2 separate regions of the Homo sapiens genome follow, and region 2 is linked to region 1. Evidence: chromatin contacts called from ENCODE Hi-C or POLR2A ChIA-PET data. All regions are on one chromosome and are shown on one strand. Each heading gives the region's core, a stretch centred on a gene start or an enhancer-like site at or near the end of the contact. The rest is flanking DNA. Distances are from core to core; before and after follow the strand shown.

Region 1 (7,599 bases), core at 3,441-5,940:
TGACAAACATAAGGAAAAGAGGAGCAGAGGCCGACAGGTGGGCAGTGGTGCTAGAAGAACACTCTTCCTCCTCTCTGTCCACTCTGCTTTTTTTTTTTTTTAAGGGAGAGCCGACTTTTAATGCAGATTATTGGAACCATGCAGACACAGCCTGTCCACTGTGCTCTTTAACCTCAGATGCTGTCTCAACTCCCAAATGCTTGCAAACCCCAGTGCAAAGCTTGTCAGAAAACTTAGCCATGTGCAGATAAGAATGGAGAGAAGAGCAAAGCAAGGTGCTCATCGGCCGGGCACAGTGGCTCATGCCTGTAATCCCTGCACTTTGGGAGGCCAAGGCAGGCGGATCACCTGAGGTCAGGAGTTCAAGACCAGCCTGGCCAACATGATGAAACTCCGTCTCTACTAAAAATGCAAAAAATTAGCTGGGCGCAGTGGTGGGTGCCTGTAATCCCAGCTACTTGGGAGGCTGGGCAGGAGAATCACTTGAACCCGGAGGACAGAGGTTGCAGTGAGCCAAGATCATACCACTGCACTCCAGCCCAGGCAACAGGGCAAGACTCTGTCTCAACAAAAACAACAAAAAAAAACGGCGGGGGTTGGGGGGTGGTGGCATCATCACAGGTATAAAATGAGTATGACAAATGCAGCGCTAACGCGAGCCACAAGGATGAGGGAGCACTGTGAGCTGGGGCACAACCCTAAGATTCAGAAATGAAGGGGAAGGTGAAATCTAAGACTTCTCCCCTGCAGAGACAGCCACCCTCAGCAGGGGACCTGAAGTGGTAGCAGCCAGTCCCCAAGCATCCCTGGACACCCAGGCATCCCCCATAGCAGTCGGTGGCCTTCATAGGTCCTTGCCATAGAGTACTCAAACAGAGTAGGGCACCCACGACAGCTAAATGAGTCCCTCTGACTCAATTCCTTGTCTTGAGACTACAGGGTTTTAAACCCGAAGCTGGCAATCATTTCTGAAGAACTGCATCCAATTCTACAGAGGAAAGCTTCAGTTCAGCCACGGCCATGTAGGCCCTGAAAGGAACACAGGCGGTTTTTAGGCTCAGGTCAAAGGATGCGGAGCTGAAGGAGATGGCAAGTCAAAGCTCCACCCTGACCAACTACAGAGGAAGGAAAAGTAATAAAGTGAGTCTCAAGAGAGAAACTTGGTGAGCACATAGTTGATAAAGTTGGAAATGTGTGGTTTGAGAGTCCCGAGTTTGTAATATTTTTCTTTGGGCTGGAGAACAATTATAGACGTTTGTTCTCTATATAGGCAACCGCAAGAACAACTGTCCCGTGCCCATCAGAGAGCTAATCCCAGGGGAAAATGTGTTCCTGACATTGTGCTTCAGAATTCCGACATAATTTCTTCTCAAAGGCGCTGCCAGAAGTGTTGGGTAACTCCCCAGACTGGCCTATTGCTGAAATGCTCTACATTTTTTGAAGGAATATATTTCAGCTATTTATAGCTTTCAGCTACATCATCATCGTCATCATCATTTCTCAAGCTTGCCTATGGGCTAAAAGATCATTTGTAACACTACTGCGGCTGGGCACAGTGGCTCCTGACTGTAATCCCAGCACTCTGGGAGGCTGAGGAAGGCGGATCACTTGAGATCAGGAGTTTGACACCATCCTGGTCAACATGGTGAAACCCCGCCTCTACTAAAAATACCAAAATTAGCTGGATGTGGTGGCACGGGCTTGTAATCTCAGCTACTTGGGAGTCTGAAGCATGAGAATCGCTTGAACCAGGGAGGCAGAGGTTCCAGTGAGCCAAGATCGTGCCACTGCACTCCAGCATGGGTGCCAGAGCGAGACTCCATCTCCAAAAAAAAAAAAAAAAACAAAGCAAAAACAAAAAAACACTATTGCCACTGAAGACCACAGTGTTCCAAATACTAATAAACACACCTAAAAAAAACACAGTAGGGTTGTAAACTGAGGCCTGCCTGTGCTCATTACCATAAAGTTCACAGACCAATTTGTCCCATGTTTTTGGTCCTTCCCAGCTCTCTAGTGCACCGGATGGGAAGGATCGAATAGCACCCACATTCCTTCCCCTTATCCTGCCCACAGTGTCAAACTCTGTCACCACTAGGAATAGCAGCTTTCATCCAGAGGATAACATGAAAAGTTTACGATAGTAAGAGGTGGAGAGGAAAAGAAAGCGGTAAAAGGTATCACCAACAATACACTAATCTTTGGTCAATGTTCCAAAGGAAAAGATACAAAGATTCACCGCCATCCCACACTTCCAATCAAAATCAAAACCAAAATGAACTATGCTAAATGGCAGGATGCCTCAATTATAAATGTGTGATTCTGTAAAGAGTTTATTCCCATAGTTATGGGTTCCAACTTGCCAACTGATTGAGTCCTGAGTTTTATTATTATTATTATTTTTAGATGGAGTCTAGCTCCGCCGCCCAGGCTGGAATGCAGTGGCATGATCTCGGCTTACTGAAATCTCTGCCTTCTGGGTTCAAGTGATTCTCCTACCTCAGCCTCCCAAGTAGCTGGGGCTACAGGTGCGCACCACCACACTGGGCTAATTTTTGTATTTTTAGTAGAGACTGGGTTTCACCATGTTGGCCAGGCTGGTATCAAACGACTGACCTCAGGTGATCCACCCACCTCAGCCTCCCAAAGTGCTGGGATTACAGACGTGAGCCACCATGTCTGGCCTCAGTCCTGAGTTTTATAATCTGATTTCCCCCACCTTCCTCACAATTCCTTAAAACACCTTTTCAGTTAATCTTTTAAACTACAGTGACCAGAAATAGTCCCAGAAACAATTTTTAACACTAAAAGAAATGAGACATCTCCAAATTGCTGAGAGTACCTCAAACATTGTAGGAATGTGACGATACAACAAATAAAAGTCAAATTTTTCCATCTATTAGTTAACCATCATTATGTAGCCAACACATATATGTTTATTAGAAAGTGGACCTAAAGAATCAGCCAACATGCCTAAAATAATTCATCCATCTGTAAATCGTTCCACCCACTCACCCATTCTTCCATCCCTCATACTTCCACAAGTCCATCCTTCCACCAAATATCTCCTAACACCCCCTCCCCAATCATATACCAGGCACTAGGAAAGAGTGGACGGCATGTAAAATAATTCTAGCTCTAGGCTGGGCATAGTGACTCACACCTGTAATCTCAACACTTTGGGAGTCCAAGGTGGGAGGATTACTTGAGCCTCAGAGTTCAAGACCACCCTAGGCAAGATGGTGAGACTTCATCTCTACAACATTTTTTTTAATTAAAAAATTACTCAAGACCAGCCTGACAAACATGGAGAAACCCCATCTCTACTAAAAATACAAAATTAGCTGGGTGTGGTGGTGCATGCCTGTAATCCCAGCTACTCAGGAGGCTGAGGCAGGAGAACTACTTGAACCCAGGAGGGAGAGGTTGTGGTGAGCCGAAATTGCGCCACTGCACTCCAGCCTGAACAACAAGAGCGAGACTCCGTCTCAAAAGGAAAAAAAAAATAGCCAGAGATACTCCCATAGTTGGGAGGCTAAGGCAGGAGGATCCCTTGAGCCCAGATGTTCGAGGATACAGTGAGCTCTGATCGTGCTACTGCACTCCAGCCTGAACAAGATAAGCCAAGACCCCCATCTCTTAAAAAAAAAAAGTAAAATTTGAATTAAATAAAATAGTTCTGGCTCTAAAAAGCACAGAGGTAAACTATGCCCACTCTAATGCCCTTCCTATCTGTTCTCTCTGTTCCATAGGGAATAATTACATAATATAAACAATAGGCCAGGCCAGGCAATGGTGACTCATGCCTGGAATCCCAGCACTTTTGAGAGGCTGAGGTGGGAGGATCGTTTGAGCTCAGAAGTTTGAGACTAGCCTGGGCAATATGGCAAAACCCTGTTTCTGCAAAAAACATAAAAATTAGCTGGGCATGGTGGCACATGCCTGTAGTCCCAACTACTCAGCAGGCTGAGGTGGGAGGATGGCTTAAGCCCAAGAGGCGGAGGTTGCAGTGAGGTGTGATTGTGCCTCTGCACTCCAGCCTGGGTGACAGGGCAAGACCCTGCCTCAAAATTTAAAAAAATTTAAAAAAAAAAAAAAAAAATCAGCCTGGCCAACATGGTGAAACCCCATCTCTATTAAAAATACAAAAATTAGCTAAGCATGGTGGTGGGTGCCTGTAATCCCAGGCAGTCGGGAGGCTGAGGCAGGAGAATTGCTTGAACCCAGGAGGCGGAGGTTGCGGTGAGCCGAGATCACGCCACTATACTCCAGCCTGGGCAACACAGCAAGACTCCATCAAGAAAGACAGAAAGACTGACAGAAAGAAGGAAGGAAAGGAAAGGAAAGAAGGAAGGGGAAGGGAAGAAAAGAAAGAAGGAAGGAAGGAAGGAAGGAAGGAAGGAAGGAAGGAAGGAAGGAAGGAAGGAAGGGCGGACGAAAGGAAGGAAAGGAAGGAAAGAAAGAAAGAAAACAGCAGAACAAGCCAAGAAAGACAAGTAAGTAAATGGAGCTAGGAGACACAGATTTTATAAAATGTATAAAACTGTCCCACTAAGAACTCTCAAAAACTAGTGGGAAATCCTGTTTTTAAAGCACACAAAACAAAACAGCTGGTTTAAGAACTGCATTCCACTCCTCTTGGTGGAAGCAGTAGGAGGTACAGGACAGAAAGGGCAATAAAAGACCAGCACAAGATGTTTGCACTCTGCGTGAAATCTGATACCAGACATCCTTACCTCCCATTTCCCAGTTTATTGTCCTTTCCTCCTCTTGATAAGAATCATTTTTGTGGGGAGAGGGGGAGAGAAATGCCTACAAATAAACAAACTGATAAGATTTTCTTAATGGAATCCCAGTTGTGTTCTGGCTACCATCTGTTTTCAGAAAAAATACACAAGTATGCTCAGAACAGGAGTTTGTTGTTACTTCATAAAAATGAACGACCCAAGAACACAGTGGGAAGAAAATAAACTTAAAACAGCCATTTGTCATTTCTGTTTCATACATATTAATTAATTCCTTTGCAGATTTCTATCACATATCGAAAACAAATTTTTTTTCACAAAATCATACTTCCTGGATTAAAAGGTACATAAAAGATAACCTAGTCCAATCAAAATGACACATAATGTGTTGGCAAGAATGTGGAGAAACTAGAACCCTCGTGCACTGCTGCTAAGAATGTGAAATGATGCAGCTGCTGTGGAAAACAGTTTGGCAGTTCCTCAAAAAGTAAAATATAGAGTTAACCATATGACCCAGAAATTCCACTGCTAGGTAAATACCCCAGAGACGTGAAAACATATGTCCACACGAAAACTTGTACACAAATGTTCATAGCAGCATTATGTGCAATAGCCTGAAAGCAGAAACAACCCTCATGTTCATCAACTAGTGAATGGATTTTTTTTTAATGTGGTCTATTCATACAATGGAATATTATTCAACTATAAGGTTGACGTGGTGGCTCACGCTTGTAATCCCAGAACTTTGGGAGGCCGGGGCAGGCAGATCACCTGAGGTCAGGAGTTCGAGACCAGCCTGGCCAACACGGAGAAACCCTATCTCCACTAAAAATACAAAAATTAGCCAGGTGTGGTGGCACATGCCTGTAACCCCAGCTACTCTGGAGGCTGAGACAGGAGAATCACTTGAACCCGAGAAGCAGAGGTTGCAGGGAGCCAAGATCATGCCACTGCATTCCAGCCTGGGCGGCAGAGCAAGACTCTGTCTCAAAAAATAAAATAAAATAAAAATGAACAGAGAACTGATACATGCTATAACATGGATGAGCCTAGAAAACACTATGCTAAGTAGAAGAAGGCAGTCACAAAGGACCACATGTTGTATGACTCCATTTATATGAAGAAGTTAAATCCATAGAGACAGAAAGTTGGTCAGGCACGGTGGCTCACATCTGTAATCCCAGTACTTTGGGAGGCCGATACAGGCGGATCACATGAGGTCAGGTGTTAGAGACCGGCCTGACTAACGTGGTGAAACCCAGTCTCCACTAAAACATAACATTAGAAAATTAGCCAGGCGCGGTAGCAGGTGCCTGTAATCCCAGCTACTTGAGGCTGAGGCAGGAGAATTGCTTGAACTCTTGAACTCAGGAGGCAGAGGTTGCAGGAAGTCAAGATTGTGCCATTGCACTCCAGCCTGGATGACAGAGTGAGACTCCGTCTTGAAAGAGAGAGAAAAGGAGAAGAGAAAAGGAAGGAAGGAAGGAAGGAAGGAAGGAAGGAAGGAAGGAAGGAAGGAAGGAAGGAAGGAGAGAGAGAGGAAGGAGGAAGGAGGGGCAGGCGGAGGGGAGAGGAGAAAAGAAAGCTCACTGGTGGTTGCCCGGGGCTGGGAGGAGGGGAGAATGGAGAGTGGCTGCTAACAGGTACGGAGTTTTGTGGGGGGTTTTCTGGAGTAGGAAAATGTGATAAAATTAGATAGTGATGATGGTTGTACAATCTTGTGAAGATACTAAAAACCACTGAATTATATACTTTAAATGGGTGAATGTCATGATGTGTGAATTATATCACAAATTAAAAGAGACAGGGAGGGAGAGACAACTATGCAGACAAATAGGTAGACTCACACCTGACCTCATTCACTCCCTGGAATCCGTTATCCCAACCACCATCTTCATTCTTGACCCTCCTTATTACATATGCAAGAAGGTCCTCTTTTCAGTTTGCACTAGTTTTTGTGGAGTTTCCATTATTTGCAAGTAAAGGAATATCAGCTCTCATTTTCATCACACACAAATGTTACAGGTTTCAGAAAACATCTAGAAAGCAGTTCACAAGCGAGACCTGTACAAATGTCTCTAATTTTTATATACTTTCTCTAGAACACCAAAACAAGTTATTTCAGTGCTTTGACTAGTATTTACATCATATTTATATCATTTGTATTATGGGAGGCAGAAATGGATTTTACTTGCTGTGGAATCCTCAGCACCTAGAACAGGGCCAGACTTATTGCTCCGTTGAATGGTAAATGCATCTACAGAAACCATGCTACCAAGAGAGAGAGGCAGGGCTGCTGGAAGGTTTCAGTATGAGGTTACAGAAATGGCACTGGGTGCTCCCCTAGAAGACAGGGACTCAAGCTCCAGCTCTTCTACCCATAGCTCAGCACAGTTATTCATTACTTGAGATCTCTCTGCACAAAATGAGTTGACACCTAGCTTATCTGATACATAACACAAAAAGATCACATGAGACGGCTAACCAAAATGCTTCAAGCCATGGGGTTGCCGGGCACGGTGGCTCACGACTGTAATCCCAGCATTGTGGGAGGCTAAGGAAGGCAGGTCACTTGAACTCAGGAGTTCAGGATCAGCCTGGGCAACATGGTGAGACCCCCGTCACTACAAAAAAATTCAAAAATTAGCTGGGCATGGTGGCATGCGCCTATAGTCCAAGCTACTTGGAAGGTTGAGGTGAGAGAGTCTCCTGAACCAAGGAGGCGGAAGTTACAGTGAGCCAAGACTGCGCCACTGCACTCCAGCCTGGGTGACAGAGCGAGAGCCTATCTCAAACACAAACAAACAAACAAAAGATGCCATAGGTCTTCAACCCAACAAAGCAGTACCTGTAT
Region 2 (7,599 bases), core at 2,782-5,281, 34 kb before region 1:
AGGTCATAATGTGAGCTCACTGTCCTTTTGAGGATGAAGGATGTGAAACCTTCATCATGGTTTCACATTTATTTGCCATGCTAAGTCCTCTGCGAAGATCAAACCAAATAATGCAAACTTAAAATGATGTCAATTAATATATAAATTAGGATATCACTTGTTAATTTAATTGAAGAAAGACTTAATGGCCGGGCGTGGTGGCTCATGCCTGTAATCCCAGCACTTTGGGAGGCCAAGGCGGGCAGATCACGAGGTCAGGAGTTAGAGACCAGCCTGGCCAACATGATGAAACCCTGTCCGTACTAAAAATACAAAAATTAGCTGGGCATGGTGGCAAGTGCCTGTAATCCCAGCTACTCAGGAGGCTGAGACGGAAGAATCGCTTGAACCTGGGAGTTGGAGGTTGCAGTGAGCCAAGATCGTGCCACTGCACTCCAGCCTGGGTGACAAAGCAAGACTCCATCTCAAAAAAAAAAAAAAAAAAAAAAAAAAAGAAGACTTACTGATCACTGGGAAGGAAAGAAGGAAGGAAGGAAGGGAGGGAAGGAGGGAGGGAGGGTGGTTGGTTGGTTAACTGAACAAGCCCAGTAAAAAGACTGTGTATAACTTTAGGTACATTAAAAGGACAATATACAATTGAGAGTACAGGCTAAAAAAAAAAAAAAACAGGCACAAAGAAACAAAAAGTATAGATTCTAGGTCACCAGTGACATTTATTATTGCTGTCACTGAATGTGCAAAGGGGCTTAATCGTAGATGTATAGAAAAAGTTCTTCTCCCCATGCATATGTAAATTAACTCAGTCATCAGTTAGGGTCTTATTTTCAGTTTTTATCCTAAATGCATTCATTCAGAAGAGTTTTTTGGCCAGCAGATATAAACAAATTAACTGACCTTTTTTTTGCCTCTGGCTTTTAGACACTAATCAAATTTCTTAACGGTTTTGTGAATTCCTGTCATGATTCCCTAACCTGCTGGCTGACTACTCAAGGGTTCGTCTGTATTATTTTCCAGGCCCAGACTAGCTGGACCTCATTACCTTCAAGCAGAAGATAGCCCGCAAAAATTGAATGAGGCCTGATCCATACATGAGAAGCCCTCTTTTCTCCCTATTCTTCTGTTTTCTCATGTGACTTTGATCAAAGCGCTCTGGACTAAGCCTGGTCACACGTAAATGACACAGCAAAACTAAATGATCTGGAAAGTCCTTTCCTGCCCCCAAATTCCCTGAGTTTAACAGACACCCAATAAATGCTTGAATTAAAATGCCCCACATAAACCTCATGGGAATTTCTTCCAGGAATTCCTCAAAAGCCTTTGCCAAGAAGGCACAGAGAAATTGAAGAATAACAACAGTAAACTGTCCACGTCAGGACTAGTGAGGGTAGAACTAGGAATGAAATGGGAATGGTTCTCACCCTAGAGCTGACATAAGCCAATATTAGTCACTACCTAAAAAGAGAGCCTCGAAATCCATTATAAAAAAAAATCATGATCATATGTTGGCCGGGCGCGGCGGCTCACGCCTGTAATCCCAGCACTTTGGGAGGCTGAGGTGGGCGGATCACACAGTCAGGAGATCGAGACCATCCTGGCTAACACAGTGAAATTCCATCTCTACTGAAAATACAAAAAAAAAATTAGCCAGGCATAGTGGTGGGCGCCTGTAGTCCCAGCTACTCGGGAGGCTGAGGCAGGAGAATGGCATGAACCCGAGAGGCGGAGCTTGCAGTGAGCTGAGATCGCGCCACTGCACTCCAGCCTGGGCGACAGAGTGAGACTCCGTCTCAAAAAAAAAAAAAAATTCATGATCATATGTTATGTCAGTTCTCTTCTTAAAAAGTTTTATCTTCCATCTTTAAAGATTCCTACACTTCTACAACATTGCCAAAATGTCAAAGCCACCTGCAGTGGTCACTGTCTCTCCTTTTGAATGCAAGGAAATATTCATGACAGCCTCTCACCTACTTCAACAGAAGAGGCATGAGGAAAATGATCCCTGGTAATACCCAGGTGTAAAATCTCTGGCATTACTCTTTTCCCAGACAGCCAAGAGGCCAGCTATTTATTGTCAAAGGCTGTCACCCCATCTGCTGTTGTGCCATCCTATACTTAGGGGGCCTCAGTGTCACTTTGCCCTGTGTGCTATCATCTCTCCCGTCCAGGATGACATCCATTCTTCACAGTGGGAGAGAAGAGCGGGTCCACACTGTCTACGTAAGTGTGTTCATCAAACCTCTGCTTTCAACCTCCTATCCTCCTCCTGGCTACAGAACCCTTTCCCTGAGCTCCTGTCACAGAGCCCGTTTTCTAAGCCTTCCTTATCTTTCAATCTTCTCAGGACTATTAAAAAAAAAAAGCTGTGCTCATTTTCAGATATGAGACTATAACTAGAAATAGTGCCTAAGAGTCTACGGCCTTACTATCCTGAAGGTTCGTGATCTCGTCTGATCTCGTGAAGCTAAGCAGGGTATTGGGCCTGGTTAATACTCGGATGGGAAACATAGTCCTAAGACAGACAATCTAAACTGATTTTTTCTAACAGCATGTAAGAATTATCTCACTGCTCTTAACTATATTTCTGATCTTAAGTATATATAATATCACTCTTACTTTTAGAAATATGAAATGCATGGCCCAATATTAATGCTGTAAGAATTAGTCACACATGGCTAGCTATATTTCTTCTAGGTTTTATCTTTTTCTTTTCTTCTTAGGTTTAAAAGACTATTCCTTTTAAATAAAATGTAGCATATTCATATAATGGACTATTACTCTGCAATAAAAAAGAGTGAAGTGCTGGTACATGCTGCACCATGGGTGACCCCTGAAAACATTATGCTAAGTGAAAGAAGCCAGACACAAAGGACCACGTATTGTTTGATTCCATTTGTAAGAAATGTCCATAACAGGCAGAGCTATAGAGACAGAAAGCAGCTGCCCAAGGCTGGGGGAGGAGTGAGGGTGGAGGGAGAGCTTGGGAATGACAGCTCAGGGTTACAGCGTTTCTATTTTAAATAATGAAAATGTTTCAACATCTATTGTAGTGATAATTTCACAATTCTGTGACTATACTAAAAGCCACTGAATTGGCAGTTTAAGTGGGTGAATTATATCACAATCAAACTGTTCAATTAAAACAAAACAAAACAAAACAAAACTATTGGCCGGGCATGGTGGCTCACATCTGTAATCCCAGCACTTTGGAAGGCTGAGGCAGGTAGACTCCCTGAGGTCAGGAGTTCGAGACCAGCCTGGCTAACATGGTGAAACTCTATCTCTACTAAAAATACAAAAATTAGCCGGGCGTGCGTGGCGGGCACCTGTAATCTCAGCTACTCGGGAGGCTGAGGCAGGAGAACTGCCAGAACCTGGGAGGCGGAGGTTGCAGTGAGCCGAGATTGCGCCATTGCACTCAGCCCAGACGACAACAGTGAGACTCCATCTCAAAAAAAAAAACCAAAAAAACTGTTGCTTTGTATTTCAGACCATCACTCAAGCTAATGCAAGTTGTTAACGAATCAAATCCTAGGTGCTAAAATGTGGCTTTAGCTGCTTTTCCTCTTGTAGCTAAAAGTAACATCTGCAAACTATTTTAAAATCTCCATCAAAGATAGCAATGAGCCAATAATGAATACTCAAGAGTATGGCTTTCCTCAAATGGCAGGAATTATTTTTTCTCTATGGTATTTACTTCATCTTAACCATTGCAGATAATGTCCCGAACAGGGAACATCCAAAATTCAGGGAGTGGATGCTGAAGTCTACACTCGCTGGTGCTACCTCCAAACATCCATGAGGCCCATGTATTACTTTCCAAGGCAAGTTATGACCTTTTGGTGGAGGGAAAAAAAATAAAGCGAGATACATGTTTTAAATAAACTATCTTCAGATGTTAATTATAAATACATCTTATATCAGAAAAAAATAAATGCTAAAGTTGAAATAGCTGCAAATTTTAATCTCCCTGGTTTATCACTGCTCGGGGAAGGAAATTAGGTTAATCGGACAGGATTTGCCCTTTACAAAGGCATGTTGGCAACATTCCCTGGAGGCCTGATCTCTTTTGAGTCCTTTGTTACAAAAGCTTCCTGAAACTCGGGACAGCATATGCTCCAACCCATTGTCATAAGAGTGACTGTCTCTCAGCTCAGCCAGTTAACATCTGTCATTAGCTCTGTTTGCAGGAGCAAAAGCAGATGCTTGGAACAAGGCACTGTGAACTCTGACGTGGCGGGGAGATGGATGCATTTTAGAACAGCAGATCATTCCAGGAGACTGAAATGCTCACTGAATTCTCAAGGGTTAGCTACCTGTTACCCTCACTGGAAGACCTACGCTATTATTAATTATCCCAAAATGATTCCCAGAACCATCTGTAACATCCAAACAGCAGCCAGATGAACGACGGACTTTAACGTCTGAAACGAAGCAACTGCATTTGAAACTTCTAACACAGGCCACGAGCTGAATTTACAAATGGAACAGTATTGTTTTCTGTGAGATTGCACACGCCTGCATTCAAGTCTTCATCTAGGAAACCCTCTGGGGATTTCTTTTCCCTTAAAAATTCATTAGAATAATCAATCGTATGACACATCACAGCTTGTACTGCAGCCGTCTCATCTTTAACAAGTTCAGGAAAATGTGTCAACACAGATATTTGCAAATTCTAAAGAAAGACCTGTTCAAGACCAGGCACTGTGGCTCACGCCTGTAATCCCAGCATTTCAGGAGGCTGCATCATTTGAGGCCAGGAATTCAAGACCAGCCTGGCCAACATGGCAAAACCCCATCTCTACTAAAAATACAAAAACTAGCTGGGCGTGGTGGTGTACACCTGTAATCCCAGCTACTCAGGAGGCCAAGGCAGGAGAATCGCTTGAACCTGGGAGGCGGAGGTTGCAGTGAGCCGAGATCGCACCACTGCACTCCAGCCTGGGTGACAGAGTGAGACTGTGTCTCAAAAAAAAAAAAAGAGCGAGCCGTTTCTTTCCTTGGAGTATTTTAAAGGTATCAATGAATCATTCAAGCAAAGTAAGTGGAAGAAGGGAGGTGGAGTCTACAGATGGGGCCTCTTGTCTTAGAGAGTCTTGCTCAAGCTTCCGGGATCTGATGGGGGCAGGGACGAGGGTAAGGAAGCAGGTGCCAGCATGCATGATTTAGGGATGAGTCCAACGCTGCAGTCATGCATGACCCTGAGTGAGTGGTTCTTAAAAGTTTCCACCCAAGGGCCTCCCCTTGCCTCAGCCTTCTTCTGGCCATCTTTCTGGTTCCTTCATGCCAGGTGGCATGGACAATGGGATAAAAGACCATATTAGAAATCTATGGAAACTTTGGGAGTTCCAACAGAAGCATTTAAATAGGAATCGAGCTTAGAAAACAAGCAATATGTATCAGCCTATCATGGCAAATGATAAGTTAACGATTTAACTGATCTTCCATGTTAAAAATAGGCATTATATGTGTCAATTAGGTTAGTATATGCACAATCAACTCGCTTTCTGAAATACTTCGAGGAGGAGAGCTTCCTTGGAAATGTGCTGGGCTCTGATGAACACACAACACACAGGCTTGTCCTCATTTTGCTGTCCCTGAAAGCAGCTCTCCCTTAAGCCAACCCAGAAAACAACACTGGGTTACAGACTAAGCCACTGGCAGGTGTTAGTATTTAAAACTAAGCACTCAAGACTACATATGGTTTCTGACACAATACTGCTCAATAAGGATTCCTTTACGGCAGCAGCAGTTGAAAAAGGTACTCAGGCTGTGAAAGTGACCACCTGTATTTTTAAAGAACATGCTTTGGGAGGAAGACGGTGTATGAGATGCTTTTATTTAGAGCATGGATTTCAAAAAACAAATCCCCACACATAGCCTGCCAACCCCTGCAGACCCATTTTCAAAGTATGGCTTCTAGACTAGCAGCATCAGCAGCACCTGGGGACTTGTTAGAAATGCACATTTGCAGGCTCCTAAAACACCTGCTGAATCAGAAGCTCTGGATTGAGACCTAGAATTCAGTGGTTTCACAGGTCTTCCAGGAGGTCCTCATCAATTGAGCCTACTCAATTTTGAGAGCCACTGCCCCACAGGTAGCAAGAAACATGAGTTTTGCCACGGGCTACTTTAACCTCTTGAGCAAGGAACCTCCTCTCACTGGGAAAACAAAGCAATTGGGCTTAACAACAGACTCATCCTGGCTGGTCGCACTGGTTGCAAAGAGTCCTGGGCTCACCTCCAGGGAGGCTGTACCATTTGGTGTGGCATAGTGGCCCAGGAATCTCATTAAGTAGCTCCTCAAGTCATTCCAATGTGTAACCAGAACTGGGAACCCTGGAAGATCCCCTGAAGCACTAAATATCATATCAGAAGTAATTGGGGTAAATGAGCCTTTAGATCAGGCTTGGCAAACTTTTTCTGCTAAAGGACTGACGGTCCATACGTGAAGCTTTGCAACTCCTCAGCTGTGCCACAAAAGCATCTGCAGGGACAAAGACCATAGCAAGGCCTTTCCACAAGACGCTACCTGCTGTGAACGCAGTCACAGATAAGAGGCCGATGAATGGGCATGGCTGTGTTCCAATATAACTTTATTAAATTTGAATTTCACATGATTTTCACGTGTCAAAATATGCTTCTCGTGAGTTTTTCCAGACATTTAGAAATGTAAGAAACAATCTCAGCTTGTAGACCATACAATTCAGGCTGTAGGCAAGGGCTGCAGTTTGCTGCCCCTGTTCAGTCGCACACTGGAGTCGTCACATAAGCTTTACACAGGAATGCTGTGTTGATAACATCTGTCACTTCAACATACACACACAGCTGCTTTCAAAAAAGCTAGATGCTACTTTTGTAAAAAAAAAAAAAAAAATCGAGGTTTAATTTGCATGCAATAAAATACACAGCTTTGATGAATCACGCAGAACAATATATTGAGCATTTCTGTTACCTTTGAAAATTCAATCCTCCGAGGTAACCATTTAGTCTGATTTTTTAGATGTCTGTTATCTTTAAAATGGCAGCACAATCATATGGTTTGAAATAAAAGCTGAAAGTTCAGGCTTCCATTGCAGTTCTACGTAACACACAGGGCCGGGTGCAGTGGCTCATGCCTGTAATCTCAACACTCTGGGAGGCCGAGGTGGGCGGGTAACGAGGTCAGGAGTTTGAGACCTGCCTGGCCAACACGGTGAAACCCCATCTCTACTAAAAATATAAAAATTAGCCAGGTATGGTGGCATGTGCCCGTAATCCCAGCTACTCAGGAGGCTGAGACAGAAGAATCACTTGAACCCGGGAGGTGGAGGTGGCAGTGAGCCGAGAGTATGCCACTGTACTCCAGCATGGACAACAGAGCAAGACTCCATCTCAGGGGAAAAAAAAAATAAGTAACATACACCACTTGGCATAAGCTCTGGTCTCTCTCCAACATGGGGCTCCTGTTTGGGATTTACCCGCCTGCTCTTTATCCTGTGTTCTCATCCAGCCCACAGTGGGGTCTTTTAAGCCAAGGAGGGCAGGGGTACCCCTGGAGTAGAGTGGAACAAGCTGGCTTTAGTCCATTTGGGCTGCTGTAACAAACTACCACAGACTGGA

What was found. Hi-C counts contacts between places; a loop is a spot of excess contacts on that map. ChIA-PET counts read pairs that join two places held with the same protein, here RNA polymerase II (POLR2A). Pooled maps may share reads with other maps.
Region 2: a map of endothelial cell of umbilical vein shows a loop between it and region 1 (3-fold over the local background). The contact joins two enhancer-like sites. A Hi-C loop is called at or near these places in 4 of 168 maps with a recorded cell type or tissue (Caco-2, Calu3, PC-3 and 1 more) and 1 of 50 pooled maps. POLR2A ChIA-PET finds 5 or more read pairs at or near these places in 7 of 52 experiments (A549, A673, AG04449 and 4 more).

What each region holds. Positions count from the first base shown.
Region 1 is chr5:16,885,106-16,892,704 of GRCh38, forward strand. All of the region lies in intron 1 of MYO10 (myosin X), which reads right to left. Among named protein-coding and RNA genes, the nearest start is that of MYO10, 47 kb to the right of the region's middle. Within about 2 kb of position 4,691, at least 8 of the 41 ENCODE cell types and tissues checked have a DNase peak (open chromatin) inside an H3K27ac peak, as active enhancers do; they include A673, where a contact is called at or near this core.
Region 2 is chr5:16,851,585-16,859,183 of GRCh38, forward strand. All of the region lies in intron 2 of MYO10 (myosin X), which reads right to left. It also overlaps the pseudogene RNA5SP179. Among named protein-coding and RNA genes, the nearest start is that of MYO10, 81 kb to the right of the region's middle. Within about 2 kb of position 4,032, at least 2 of the 41 ENCODE cell types and tissues checked have a DNase peak (open chromatin) inside an H3K27ac peak, as active enhancers do; they include A673, where a contact is called at or near this core.